Linked DNA regions of Homo sapiens: region 1 is linked to region 2. A link is a loop called in an ENCODE intact Hi-C map of the cell type or tissue named here. Cell type or tissue: Calu3. All regions are shown on one strand.

The links. Peaks named below come from ENCODE experiments on the same cell type or tissue, not always from the same donor. Only the 100,000 strongest peaks of a DNase experiment are listed, where the experiment ranks them.
Region 1: it touches region 2 in a loop (3-fold over the local background); 4 of 110 quality-filtered maps call a loop at or near these places.

What each region holds. Positions count from the first base shown.
Region 1 is chr4:125,319,604-125,327,603 of GRCh38, reverse strand. FAT4 (FAT atypical cadherin 4) reads right to left here. Exons shown (of 18, transcript NM_001291303.3): 2 at 6,018-8,000. Among named protein-coding and RNA genes, the nearest start is that of FAT4, 8.6 kb to the right of the region's middle. RefSeq lists an enhancer at 1,417-2,021. In Calu3, no CTCF peak of the experiment used is centred here; a DNase peak (open chromatin) is centred at 3,693.
Region 2 is chr4:125,594,014-125,602,013 of GRCh38, reverse strand. No RefSeq gene overlaps it. Among named protein-coding and RNA genes, the nearest start is that of MIR2054, 91 kb to the right of the region's middle. In Calu3, no CTCF peak of the experiment used is centred here; no DNase peak of the experiment used is centred here.

The DNA of each region.
Region 1 (8,000 bases), 270 kb after region 2:
TCAATAATCCTGTTTGTCATACACATTTGTACCCATCTTAAAAATTTATAAAGCCCTTTAATTCACAGCATTTTGTTCAATACATTTAAAAACATACCAATAGGGAAGAAACAAAATCAAAAAATTTATCCCAGGCTGTTTTTTAAAGAAACACTCTTGACTTCAAACACATAGGAAGCAGTAAAATGTTTTCCTATTTAAAATAATCTTCACACTCCATCCACTCCAACCCCATCATTATTCCAAAGAAGATGATTTATCACCTAAAAATTCAAAAATAATTCTCCACCTTCTTAAACTCCAGTGACTGCTTCCAAAGTGAATAGTGCTGTAGGTTAGAAGAGGCCCCTCATCTACCTTTGCTCTCCATTTGCCTTCAGCTCCCTTCTCTCAAATTCTCATCTTCTTCCCTGCTCTAGAAACCCTTGGAAGTCTTCCTAATTCAATTTAGGCTCCTTGCTACCACCACTAATGATGCCTAGGGATGTAACCGATCTGCTGAGGGCCTTAGCTGTGGTAGGCAAAAATTGTTTCCCTTTATTTTACACAATACATAAAAATACTTATGAATTTTTTTTTGAGATAAAGTCTAATTCTGTCACCCAGCCTGGAGTGCAATGGCATGATCTCAGCTCACTGCAGCCTCTGCTCCCAGGGTTTGAGTGGTTCTCCTATCTCAGCCTCCCAAGTAGCTGGGACTACAGGCGTGCACCACCATGCCCGGCAAATTTTTGTATTTTTAGTAGAGATGGGGTTTTACCATGTTGCCCAGGCTGGTCTCAAAATCCTGGCCTCAAGGAATTGTCTGCCTTGGCCTCCCATTTAAGGTGTGAGCCACTTTGCCTGGCCTTAAATGCTTTTTAAGCAACAAATCAGAGAGTGAAAACAAAGTTATTAAAAAGCATACATATATCATCATAGCTATAGGGCAAAGAGCTTTTCTCTTAACCAAAACCACAGACTGATCCAGCTTGATAGAAGAGTAGTTATGAGGATGCATTGTGAAGTTACTCAAGTCTGGATATGGTTTTCTTTCTATCTATATGAACTTAAGCGACTTATTAACTTATCTGAGACTCAGTTTCCATAGCTACAAAATGCAAATGATATTAGTATTGTATGGGTTAAATAAAATCCCTAAAAATGCACTTATCACTATGCACTTATCATTATGTCTAAACATAGCAATATTCAATAAATTTTATAATAATAACAGTTATTATATATCCAGCTCTCTTGCCTGTATTCTGCTTGTGAGGTTCAATACACAAGATATACAGACATTTAATCTAAGGTGCACTACTGTGATTCAAAACCCTGTGAAAGAAAATCATTTCTAACGTTTGTATCCAAAACTGACCTCACAAATGTCTCCATCATTTCTCTTGGAAATCTTAATAGTTTCTTGTGAAAATAAATTAATTTATTATCAGATTGCTAAAACTCATTTGTAATCATTAATGAATCATAGTCCATTTACCTAATATTCCAAACATACTTTTAATATATTATTTCGAGTGGCTCTTTTTTTCCTGGTTGTTAACTGAACTGCCAAAATCTCACTACCCACACCAATGGTTCTCTCACTGTGGAGTATGCATGGACCTCCATGCAAACCAGAGACCTGTTTAAGGAGTCCTGGGAAATCAACACTGTTTACATGATAATGCAAACCATCCTCTGCCTTTGTTCACTGTGTTGGCATTTATGCTAGAGGTGCAAAAGCAATGGTGGGTAAAACTGGTGGTACTTTAGCACAAATCAAAGCAGTAGATCCAAAGTACTTTAGCAGTAATTGTGTTCTTCACCACCACATACTCACAGTAAAACAAACAAACAAACAAAACTATTTCATTTAAAAAGGTAAATAAGTTTTCTTGAGAAAACAAAAAACGTATTAATTTTATCAAATCTAGACTCAACTTTGATGTCTTTTCAATATCCTGTGTGACACAAAGCAATATGTGCACAAAGACCCATTACTCTGTACCTAGGTATTGTGGTTTTCTCAAAGAAATGCATATGTGTAATTGAATTGTAAGCTGAACTAGCCACTTGATTTGTGGAATACGATTTTTACTCGAAAGAGCAACTGTTTCTTTTTAAATATTTGAGTATGCATAATCTTTTCTTTTTATCATGAACAAAGGAAGCCTGACACTTCCAGGAAAACAACAATATATGTTACTAATAGTGAAATTTGAGCTTTCGAGTAAAAATTCAAATTTGGAAAACTTCTAACCATCACCAACAGGTTGAGAGTCATATATTAAAGACTTTTATGATAAATTCCTTATCAGTTACACCAATAATTTTGAAATGATCAATGCCTGATATTTCTAAATCAGGAATAGGTAAAAAAAAATCATTACGAATGCGAGATAAATGTATTTTTATGTAACAGACTATGAAAAGTTTGCTGACAGGGTTTCATATTCCACACTGCAAGTAAGTCTTAAGAAACTGCCACTGTGGACTTCTGATGCAGTAGGCAAACTATTTCTCTATTATCCCACTCAAAATATCTGTGTAAGGATGGATTCTGCTTGTATATTTTAGCCAAAAACACAACATATTGCAATATATTGCCCAAGAAGATTTGAGAATCCAGCTGTATTCTATTGAGCTAGATATTAAAGAGATTTGTAAAGATGTAAGATAATGCCACTCTTTAATTTTTAGTTAGAAAAAATAAACTTTTTTAAAACAAAATAAACATGTTATATATTTAAAATATAATGTAGTTTTAAAATGAATTAACAAATATTTTTAATTTCCTCAGTTGTACTGTTAAAAGTGGTAAATATCAATAGACAAGACATGCTTACACAAAGTCTCCAGGGGTGTCCTTGACAATTCTTAAGAGCATAAAGGGGTCCTGAATGTAGCAAGTTTGGGAACTATGGCCTGGTGACTACCTGAATGTATAAGATTGCTTCCTTCCATTTAAACACTAAGCTCCATATCAGAACACCCACGTAAATTCCTCTTCCTTGTTGAGTTTCCTGACAGTTATCAATTCATTTGTAGAGCAGAGATAATTATTATGCTCTGACCTGAGTTCAATTAATGAGCAGCATCAGATTTATTAACTTCCTTCATTTCCTCAGCTTTTCTCTGGTGATTTATTCCCAAGTTATAAAGACATATGTTCTGATCTTAGGTCTTCTACCATCTTATTCAGCAAACATGTATGGAGCACCTACTATACATCAGGTAATATGCCACGGTCTGAAATAACAAAGACCAATAAAACAAGCCCCTGACCATCATGAGGTCTAACCACGTTCCTAAGTTGCATGTTCCTATGTAATACACATTAAAGGATAAATGCTTACTGAAGTACATATATCTATTTTTTGGTGAACCTAGAAAAATGCCACAAACTTTACATGGCCTATTCTAACATAATCAAGACTATCTAAGCTCTTCTGAGAACATAAAGAGACAAAATAAAAAGGTAATTAATCTTGTGTCTGAAACCCAAACACAATCTTTCAATGACATTACTACCAATGCCAAATCTTTGGATATAACAAGTAGCGTAAGTAAAGGTGTATAACTGGACACATCTTTGGAATGAACAATATCAGAGTCATAGTCATTAGCCTCTTACCCCAAATGTCAGAGCTAGGAAAAGAATGCAGATGAAATTGTTTCTCTTTTACCCGCTGACTCTCTGCCTGCCCATGGAATGTGATCAGCATGACTCTGCCAGAAACCTGAGTAAGCAACCCAGACTCTTATCAGTGTACATGAATAATTTTTTAAAATGCGCTGGACAAAGTCCAATTAAACAAACAATTTAAAAATCGCCTTTGATAACAAGAGGAAATGTATAACTTATTTTTGCAGAATCACAGTAAATTAATTGTTTGAGCAGAAGGAAAACAGCACTTTATTGTATACACTTGAAAAATCCAACCAATAATAATATGAAATTCTAGCTCACAACCACTGCTTTCAATATTCTTTGGAGAAACACATTTGCTTTTCATTTTCAAAGTGGTTGGATCTTGAGAACTCAAATTGGGTTTACAATTTCAGCACTTAAGTTCACAGAAGATATGCTGACTTTTTTTTAATTAAAAAAATCATCACATTGAATTCTCCCCAGATTTTTAAATGAATAGAACATAGTATATATGATAACTTTTCATATTGGTGTTACTTGACTTATAAAAAGTAATAAACAAATCATCCCCTATTAATAACAAAATTACTTATAAACATTTTTAATCTTCTTGCCTATTGCAGAGGCAGCACTATTTAATACTTTCATGCTAAGCCAATCTTTGCATAGCTAATGGGTAAATAAAAAAGACACAATAAATCTAATGATAAAACTGAGCATTTATTCTCATTCTCCATAGTATTCTAATAAAATGTACTACACTGAACCAAACAACAGCATCTAATAACATAATCTGTTTTACAGTTTAACAAATTCATCTAAAGTCTGGAATGACTTAATTTCCTGCCTTCAATCAATATTTTGGTTTTCAAACTAATCAAATATTTTCATGTAAGTATTCATTCCAGAGAAGAAAGTTAGAGAGAGGATTGTGGGTTTAGAAGATGGATAACTTCAAATCAAAATTCAATTACATATAAATCATGGCCTGAGCTACACCAAATAGCTCAACATATAAGCCCTATATTAAAATATTTTTTAAATAATTAGGTAAAAGAGGTTATTTGGCTTAGAAATCCTTTCAGTGCTATGTAGGTAAAGATAAAATTGAATTCCCCTTAGAATTATATCTCTAATTAATATGGTCCTTTAAGCCATAAATATTCTTCCCCATCCATAGATAGACATAACCAACTACTATGAAAAAAAATCACAGAGGATACAAAAATATATAATAATAATAATAAATTATCATTTAAAATAAAGAAAATCCCCACCTCCTCCCCCCAAAAAAGAAAAGAAGCAAGAAAACAAGCACATGAGCCTCAATTTCACTTGCATGTTGTGTCTGGGTCACTGCCAAGTATCACAAACCACATTTGATGTTTGTGTTTTTGGCTGACTGACACTAGAATGTCTTTGAGGGGCCTGGGGAGGGAAAGAATGAACTGAGAAACAGCAAACAAGAGTTTTCTGGAGTATAGCTATATCATTTCTAGTTGATTATCAAAATAACATTGAAAGTAGTTCAATTAAAAAGCAAATCAACGATACAAGGAGGCAGTAGCCTAAAATACACTCCAGGGAAGGCTGAGCTTGGAATTCTTTTGGCTTATGCTATGAAACACTAATTTCTTACTCACCAACAAACAGAACAGAGTGTATCTATCCCATGGCATTGAACTCAGTATTGTCAAGAAACAATCCCTAGTCTCTGATTATTCACAGCCCATTGCATGCCTTAATTTAAGAGGGAAAAGGAAGGATTATCCTAAGTCAGAAGACAGTGTCTAAAATGTTAAGGCAGATGAAATCAGGAATCTTCCAAAACTTGGCTCAGCACATTAAAATTAGTCACTGTCTATAAAGAAACTGCCAAGACTGCTGAGGATGTGAAAGTTAATACTGTCCTGGTGTACACTGTCAGCCCATCCTCCATGGCCACTCTTCCTGAAGAGCTATGGTACAATGCTGATTCCTACCAAAGCTCTTCATTTTGGAATAGGTCTTCTTAATTCTGAAAGTGCCCATCTTCTGGTAGCCTTCCTTATTGAGTGGTATTTAGATTACCTCAGCAATTTAGCTTAGATATATGGATTTTTTCCCCTCTGAAATGGCTAAAGATTTCTCCTTAACCTTATATATGTGATTGCTATAAAGTAAAATATAAAGTGAAAAGAAAGTTTGTTGTTTAGTTGCAACCAAGATTAAAACTAAAGTTTATGTAACTCTCTGTTAGCCTTTGACAGAACATTTTTAGGTGTTCCTGTTCACAAATTTAACAATAAACAATGAAGGTAAACAATTATAGAGAGTAAATATAAAGAGAATGATTTTTCTAAAAAGCAAATCAACAAATAATAAATGACTACAAAATCATTACCTCTGCTCTCTGTGTTCTGGGAAAAGCAGTTGATTTTTCTATGGCATAAACATCCACCAGGTAAAGACATGCTCCTTGCTCCCGGTCCAGAATGGCTGCGGTCTGAATTATACCAGTATGTCGTCCAATAGTAAAGAGGCGTCCAACAGTTTTTTCTTCACAACGAACTGAAACAATATAATACTCCACTGGGGCCTCAGATCCTCTGGGGCTAGCTGCTTCTATTGATATCACGTTTGTGCCAATGGGTTCTCCTTCCTTCAAAATAGTTATATATTTGGGTTGAGTAAAAACAGGTCCATCAAGGCCCTGAAGAATGATGGTCAATTCAGTGGTCGATTTCCTCCTTTCAGGCCCAAGGTCTGTTGCTGAAACTATGAGATTGTAGATCAACTGTGAAGGCACCAACGCTGAAGCCACTCTCAGGTCTCCACTATAACGATCAACAATGAAGGTGTCTGTGTCCCCATTGATGATCTCATACTCTATTTCTCCATTAGCACCTTCATCTGGGTCAGCAGCCATAATTGTTGTCAGAACGGAACCAATCACAGCTGATGGGTCTGCAGCAAGGGCGTTTTGTGATATAAACATTGGGACATTGTCATTGAGGTCTGTAACCAAAATGGTCACGTTCTTCAAAGCATACCGTCTAGTTTCTATTGGCACAGCTTGATCATTGGCTTTTACAGTCAACTCAAAGAGATTAGCAAATTCCCGATCTATTTCAGCATTAGTATATATAGTCCCTTTGACTTCATCTATGGTAAAGTGGTTGCCTCTTGGCATCTGTTGAATGATTGTGTAGGATAGTTGACCATTAATGTCTGCATCAGGGTCATGTGCAGTCACTGAAATGACAGATGTACCGATGGGAATGTTCTCAACAATAGACTTGAAAATATCTCCAGGAGGAAAGCTAGGAGGATTGTCATTAAAGTCCCTCACGTGAATAACCACTGACATTGTAGATGAACGAGGAGGTCTTCCTTGGTCTTTTGCTGTTATATTTAATTTATACAAAGACTGTGTTTCAAAGTCCAGTTTTTTGGCAAGAAAAATACTCCCAGTGTTTGGGCTAATGCTAAAAGTTCCGTGGTTGTTAGTCCCAGTAATACTGTAATATAAATCAGCATTGTCACCTGAATCGGAATCAGTTGCAGTAACAGAGGACACGAGTTCACCAATTCTCATGTTTTCCAAAACATCAACAAAGAGTGTTGATTTAGGGAAAGAAGGGGTATTGTCATTTTCATCTAAAATATCAATATTTAAAGTACACGTTGAATTGAGGGGGATTGTCCCTGAATCCACTGCTTGAATTACAAGGGAATAGGCAGGTGTTGCTTCATAGTCTAATTTGCCAATTAGTGTTACCTGACCAGAGGTACTGTCTATAGCAAACTGTCTTTCTTCATTTCCTTTTATTATAGAATAGTGAATAAGTCCATTATTACCTTCATCAACATCTGAGGCAGATACTCTTAACACTTGTGTCAGATTGGCTGCTGATTCTGATATTGTAGCTTGGTAAAAGTCTTTTAAAAATTTGGGAGCATTATCATTTATATCCTTCATGTAAACATGTACAGTGGCCTGATCCTTGAGAGGCTGAGGGATCCCCTGATCTGTTGCTATGACTGTAAAGCTAAACACAGCAGTCCCTCTCCGCCTCATAAGAGACTCCCTGTCAAACTGATGAGTATTTGTAATTTCCCCACTGATGGCATGCAACTCAAAATCTGGCTGCACCATTTCAAAAGAATACCTTACTTCTCCATTTGGCCCAAAGTCTTTATCTACAGCACTTACTTTGCCCACAAACGACCCAGCCCTCTGCTCTTCTTCGAAGTAAAATGTGTAATTGGTACTGTTAAAAAGAGGTCTGTTATCATTTACATCTTCTAAAATTACAGTAACATTCACAGTAGCACTAAGGGGTTCCACTGCTCTGTCAGAAGCAACAACCATTAAAACATATCT
Region 2 (8,000 bases):
CTAATAGTGAAGAAAAAACATGTTTGTGGTTAGGCCACTAGCTCTTCTATATTTGTAGCAGAAACATTTAATAAAAATACAAAAAAATTAATGCTCCAATAAATCCAGCATGGTATGCTATTTCTGTGATATTAAGGAAGTTTTTTTCCCTGATATTTCCTTTCCCTCATCCTCCCTTCCCTAAATTTAAATGCTAGACCATTTAGTGCTCTTCTACTTAAAGAGGAAAGTAAAACTATCAAGGAGAAAATGGAGGACTCTCTCCCCAACTCTAGAATTCCAGAAGGCTAAACCTTTAAAGGAAAACAAAATGCTCACAACCTAGAAAACAATTTGAAATAAAGCATCATGAATTAAACTGAGGCTTTCTTTGTGCCATCATTCAGTCTAGGACACAAGACAGGTGCCCCAAGCTAATAGTGGTAGAGGTTGAGAAATAGTTGGAAGAGAAATTTTGATTATGTGGATAAAGGTGGGTCTCAAGGAAGGAGAAGTCTGCTCTCCAGTACTTGGAATGAAAACTTCAGGAAAGAGCAGCACGCATATATAAGTTTGTGGGTCCCTGAGAGTAGAGGGTGATAATGAATCATCCTATGATAGAAGTGTGTAAATGCTGTATCTAGACAAGTTCAGCCTTAGTTCCTATTACAACAGAAAGATGTGGGAGCAACAGATCCCCTACCATGTTCTCTCAATGTCAAGAAAATAGTGAGTTATAACTGAGAAGACTTGGAAGTCATATAGTTAGGAAGAGAGGACATATCTACTGCATGGATCAATGACTATCAGTGTTCTATAACCATCTCAGCAGATGCCAAAGTGGACACATAGCACTGACAAGGATGGCTTACTGCTTGCTAATGGTTTACTATGACATAAGCCTCCCTAATATTATATGCAACTTGAGAAAAACAATTGATTCCAAATTGATTGAGGATTGTTACCAGCACCACAAAAGAATGGAGGAGAAAAAAAATAAGTTGAGTTACAGAAACTACGAACAAATCATATTTTTTAGGCCGGGTGCGGTGGCTCATACCTGTAATTCCAGCACTTTGGGAGGCTGAGGTGGGTGGATCATTTGAGGTCAGGAGTTTGAGACCAGCCTGACCAACATGGTGAAACTCTGTCTCTACTAAACGAAAATACCAAAAAAAAAAAAAAAAGTTATATTGTTTACATGGGCTGTGTTTAAATCTGCACCAGAAATGTTGCTTCCTCAACCCAGACTTCTCTTTCTAGTTTATTTGATTTAAAACATTTCACCCTGAAGCACACTTAACGCTTTTTCTTTTCTTTTAGTAGCAAAAACACGTAACACTTGATATTTATGTTTTCTAAAGTAGTGATTTCAAATTAATATCTATGGCCTGATTCAAATACATTCTTTTGTTCATCTCACAGGGGATGCTGAAACTGCTCAGGCACATTCCCAAGAACAAATTGCATCCATTAATTCCCAACTCCACATTTATTGATGTTTCCAAGGTAGCTCAAAATTGACAATAATTGGAGTATTTACACCACAGAAATCAGCAAATACTATAACTGGGGCTTCCCCTCCCCTAAGAGCCGGTTGTTAAATATTCATCCACACACCGTGGCCACTGTATCTTTAGCACTGAAGAGCCCCATCACATATGACATTCTTTAAGAATCCTAGGATTTAGAGATTTCTAATTAAGTGAAAGTTGAGTTTTATGTTTTAAAAGCTTGAATTATTGGATTCATGAAATGGCTTCTAGAAGGCTAAGATCCAATTGTTTGGTCTCCCTATGGATAAAACCAAACCAGAGTCTTGCACAGATCAAACGCACATTCTGACTACTGTAGTCACAGCCACAACCACAGACACAGCAGTGTCCTTACAGCAGCAGACCCGTGACCCAGAGGGCAGATTCTATATTAGCCCTTTCATGGAAAATACAGTAGTAAGAAATCACATCATGTAAGATGCTCTGTGAGTAGATACACAATTATAATGTTGTTTTTATTCTTTTTTAAAGAGTACTGACCAATGTCAAATCTTCAAAAAAAAATTAGTGCTGAGGAAATTAAAGGAAGGAAATGAAATGTACTGCAATGGTATATATAGTTTATCTGGCCATAGAGAATTCAGAGATAAAAGATGAAAGACTTGTTCCAGAAGCAAAGGGTGGGAGTTCCTTTTATCAAGTGAAATTAGTATAAGTGAATTAAAAGACCACTCAAAAATGACTTTGTTTATTCTCCAGACCTCCTGTGCTTTATCTTTTTACAGAAAATAACAGTTTGTGGATCCTCTGTGTAATGCCCTATGTGACAAGTGAATAGACAGTGGGGCAGGGAGTGAGACTAAAGACAGGAAAACACAAAGTTTAAAAAAAAATAGCATGAGGGTTGCCTGGAGGGGAGAAAAAGGGAGGACGGTAAAGGCTTATAGAAAAGTGGGCAATTTCCAGACCCCACACAGACTTCCTTGGACAATAGGGAAAAGCCTCAGGTTTTCATAGTCCCAAAGATTTAGACGACATGATACTGAGTAATGACTGCTGGCTCCAAAGCCAAGCCAGTTATCCCAACTCTCTGTAGTTTATAACAGTTATTACATTAGCCTCTGATGCCAGAAAATAATAAAAACTGGATATTTCCCTAAATCACAACCCATTTTCATTTGGAAAGGGTCTATAATATTTTCCTCTCAGACTGACATTTTTATACAGTGCTCAAAGTTATTCAATCCTCCAACATTTTTCTGTCAGCCCTGTCATATGACACTATACTAAAACATACGTGATGTTCAAAGAAAATGAAAACTTTACCATTTTTATGCATTTTATAACTTTTTAACTAAATAATATGAATGGATCTAGAAACTGCCTTGGCTATAGTGAAACTAATATCTATTAATTGCTATGTATGGGCTGGAAATATTTTAGTTAAAAGTACATTAACATTTTGTTTTAGAAAAATCCAGAGTGCAATGTTATGGAAACACGCACATGAGTAAACTGTAGCAATGCATAGGGAGCAGAGATGTGAGCCGCTTTCCTTCAAGAATGTATAAAATAATTCAAATGGAGCTTTATTAAGTAGATTCATGTTAGAAGTGATTTAGAATAGGAAAAATGCTACTGAGAAGATAAGAGATTATAATGAGGGGTGAAACGTGGTTCAGTGTCTTCTGTACACGAGTTAAATGTAATAATTATTTCAGGTTAAGGATTTTATTCATGTATCCAACAAATATTCATTGGTACCTGATATATACCAGGTACTTATCTAGGCACTAGAGATACAAAAAGGAAAAATTGACCAAAAATATACATATTTTGGGATGATTTCCCTCGGTGCCCAACCAAATAGGGGATGGAGGCTGAAGTCTATAAGAAAGTAAAGGTCCCTGATTGCACTGGTTAGTGTACCATGTACGCTAACCTTTAACATGGGGAAAGAGGGAAAACTGACTTGGCCCTCTTCTCTGTCCTTGCTGATCACCTGCTGAAGAATGTGGCTGTAACCAGTTAATAAGAGTCTGTCTTGGTTTTCTTCCTCAATGTGCAGAGCCTTAAGCCTGAAGTGTAGAGTGGAGGGTAGATGTCTTTCCTCTTTCCCTAAACCTATGAGACTCACTGGTAGCTGTCTATTTGCCTGAAAAGAAATTTCTTCAAAAGTCAGTAGGAGGAAGTTGTAAAATTGTTTTCTCTTTTTAATAAAGGACCCTTTTGAAGACTCTACTATCCTCCTCCTTGAAAATTAACTTCAACTTCACATTTTATCTAGGGAGAAGCTAAATGCATCAATACTTGCATGATTTTATTTGTAATTTAAACCTGTAATTTTTCAGTTCTTGAATTATCCTTTGATTCTATTAAATTTTGCTTGTTTTTTTAATTTAAAGGTTTTTTTAAATTATTCTATCAGATTTAAAGTCAAAAAGGCTGAGGACACTGATTTTATATCCTCTTCAGACTAAGGAGACTGGCTTCCTCTCCACTCTTTGTATCATGATATGTCACCTGAAATTTATTCCTTGACTCTTTCAATAATAAAATCTATTTGAAACTTTTATAACAAAATTTACTTTGGGAACTTTAACCATACAAGTCTTATAAGTGTCCCTCAATTATGCTATTCTCAATCCTGCTAAAAATCTATGCCTCGTGCTGAAATAATTTCTCCTCTAATACCCCAGCATGCCTTTTCATTTAGTTAACTCCAATTCATTCTTCACATAGAGTGTTCCTTCAGCACCACGCCCTTCAGTTTAAGTTGGATTTGTAATGTTATATATTCTGGCAGAATCATATAACTTTCCTACATGCCATTTAACAACATATAATCTTTGACTTTTTAATACAGAAACATAGAAAAAATAATATGGTGAATTTCCACATGCCCATCACCACTCAGTGTCAACAGTAACAACCCATGGACAATGTTGTTTTTCTTTTTGCTTAACAGTTGAAACAGTTAAAATATAATATAATAATACTTAGCAATTTAAACATACAATTTTAATAATTTTGGCTGATATATGTAGATGTGGTGAAACCATCACTGCAATCATAATATAGAACATTTCTCTTACCCTAAAGTGTCCCTCCAGCCTTTTTGATGTCAATCTTACACCATCTGTTTATCAAGTTGTCTCTTGTCTTAAATTGTAAAAATATTGCATAGATTTTGAATCCAATTTTTTAGTCTGATATACTTTTTGCCTAGTCTGTGATTTGCCTATTCATTTTCTTAACAGCATCTCTGGAAGAGCAAAAGATTTTGGGAGGCCAAGACAGGAGAATCACTTGAGGCCCCGAGTGTGAGAGAAGTCTGGGCAACATAGCAAGACTTTTCTCTATTATATTTTAATATGTATGAGGTCCAATTTACCAATTTATTTTAGGATATTATATAATTTTGGGGTCCTAGCCAAGAAATCTATCCAGAACCCAAGATTGCAAAGATTTTTCTTCTGTTTTCTTCTAAAAGTTTTCTAATTTTAGCTGTAACTTTTGGATCTATCATCGATTTTGAGTTAGTTTTTCTGTAAGATGTGAAGTAACCTTCAAATTTAATTTTGCATAAAGATATTCAATTGTTCCAGCATCCTTTGTAAAAAGAAGCCTTGCATCCTCGTGAAAATCAGTTGACCATATATGTGTGGATCTATTTCTGGTTGCTTTATTATTTTCCTTTGATCACTTGTCTAATTTTAACTCACAACTACACTGTCTCATTCACTATAGCTTTATACTAACTCTTGTAATTAGGTAGAACATATCCTCCAACTTTAATCTTTTTAAAAAACAGTTTTGGTTATTCCCAGTCCTTTGGATTTTCATATTAAAATATTAAAATCAGTTTGTTGATTTTCATTCAAAAAAATTCTTGCTGAGATTTGGATTGAGATTGTCAAACCTTTACATCAAATTTTATAAAATTAACATTTTAACAATATTTATTCTTCTAATCCACAGACATATATCTCTCTCCATTTACTTGGATCTTCTTGAATTCTCTCAGAAATGTTGCATAATTTTTGATGTGTGCACATAGTTCATTAAGTTTATTATTCAATAAACATTCACCGCATGCCAGAACATGTGAAAAAAATAGAACTTTTATACAGCTAATCCCCTTCTGCACTCATGTCACCTCTATGAGGCCGTCACTTTATTATCCTTACATTACACAAGAATTATCTGAGACTTAGGGAAAAGTTAAAAAATTTCATAAATGACACAGAGTTAGTAAATATATCAATCAATACCAAATCTTTCCATTGAATGCCAGAAGCCAAACTCTTAACCACTATGTTGTTCTGACTTTCCACTGGCCATCTACTGAGATGTCAAATAAAAAGTTAAATATTTCCTGCCAGTGACAGCCACAGCCTAGTATATTTTTTACCAGCTAGTATACTGTTTCCAGACCCTGAAACAATGGGCTTCATCCAACCTCAAAGTCTCTGCATTTACTCTTTTCTTGGCCTGGATAGCATTCACCCCTATCTCCCACCCCCATCTTTCTGGAATGCATACCTATTGAAGTTTTCTGTTTTGTTCTGTTTTGATATATCTTTACCATTTGGAAAAGTGTCAGGTACATAGTAGGTGCTACATAAATATTTGTGAAATCAATGAAAAAGTACACAGCTAGAAAATGACAACAAGGGTGCAAAGATGGATTTTCTCATCCAAAGCCCCTGTTTCTCCATGTAGCACTGTAGCCAGTCCTGTTTATTATTGACAATATCACAAGTAAAAGCATATTGAAAATTAATATATTTTCACATTTTGTTTTACCTTCCACAAAATAAAAATGTAGAATGTACTCTGGAATTGGATAGGCCCAGGTCTGACAAGATAGTTCAGTAACTTGACAACTGCACAGCCTTGGGCAAGTTATTAATGTCTGTGATAGTTAATACTGAGTGTCAACTTGATTGGATTGAATGATACAAAGTATTGATCCTGGATGTGTCTGTGAGGGTGTTGCCAAAGGTGATTAACATTTGAGTCAGTGTGCTGGGAAAGGCAGACCCACCCTTAATCTGAGTGGGCACAATCTAATCTTAGCTGCCACTATGGCTAGAATATAAGCACGCAGAAAAATGTGAAAAATGAGACTGCCCTAGCCTCCCAGCCTACATCTTTCTCCAGTGCTGGACGCTTCCTGCCCTCGAACATCAGACTCTAAGTTCTTCAGTTCTGGGACTTGGACTGGCTCTCCTTGCTCCTCAGCCTGCAGACAGCCTACTGCAGGCCCCTGTGACTGTGTGAGTTAATACTTAATAAACTCCCCTTTTATATATTCCATTATTCTGTCCCTCTAGAGAACCCTGACTAATACAATGTCTCAATTGACTACATATATAGAAATTAGAATTTTGATGTATCTCCCTACTGCACACAATGGCTTGCAGGCTAAATGAGGTAAATTACATGATGAGAGCATCCTACATTGTATTTCCTTTTTGAATGGGGCACTCTTCATCTTTAGGGTAATTTTGCAAACTTGTGGTTAAACTGTTAATATTTAGAATTATAAAATGCTATTTAGAATTTAGTATTACTTATGAAATAGTAAAGAGATCTTGTCTACTTTGGCCTTTTCTATGTCTGAAGTTTCTACTTAAATTTTGTGCATAATTTTCATTTGAAATGCTCACTTTTGGAATTTGTAAAAAGCATAGATTTGTGACACCTAGCTCAAACGCGAGGCCCCAGGATATGTGCATTTCTTCCTTTATTCAGATATCCTTTGGCAATAAAACTAATTATTCAAACTTCTATGAATTATTACTAGCTAATGGATGATTATATAACATTTTAAAAGCTATCAAGGTGACCTCCAATCTGAGGTACTAAACGCACATTAAAAGAATTTTTTTAAATCAGAAATTACATTGTATTCAAATCTAATTTTGACATGTTAACAAACATAAAAGTTTGTTATCTCAGGCATTTTATCATTTTTTCTTGAATATCACTTAAGACTTCCTCACCATTTGTTTACTTCAGTTATATGCCATGTGTCCGGCACAACCACAAAAAAAGGGCCCAAAGCCTTAAACATGAGATAATTTGCTTTCTATAAACTAGGATGCTTGTAAGCTTAGCCCAAGAGAAAGGTTAACTAACAAAGGCCTTTTAAAACTCTTCCTGCCACATGCCAGAGGAGAATTCTTTTAGGCATCCTGAGTAAGTTTTACAATGTATTTAAGGGTCAAAAAAGTGCAATCATATGACTTCAGGCAGTTGCAGTTATATGATTTCATTGTTGCCTAGATTAGATTAGAAATAAGGATTGAAGATTCACCCGGGTTAAGGAACATTTTCATTTAAAGTTCCTAATTGTAGGAGGATTTTTGGACCAGGCAGCCTAAGGAATATAAAGCTAGGCAAAGTGAACACAACAAAACAAAACATAAACAAATAAGCGAAAGCATGAAAAAGACCTGACGAGTTAGTGCTCCTGGAAATGAATGGAGGGCAAAGAGAACAGCTGTGTCTATAAGA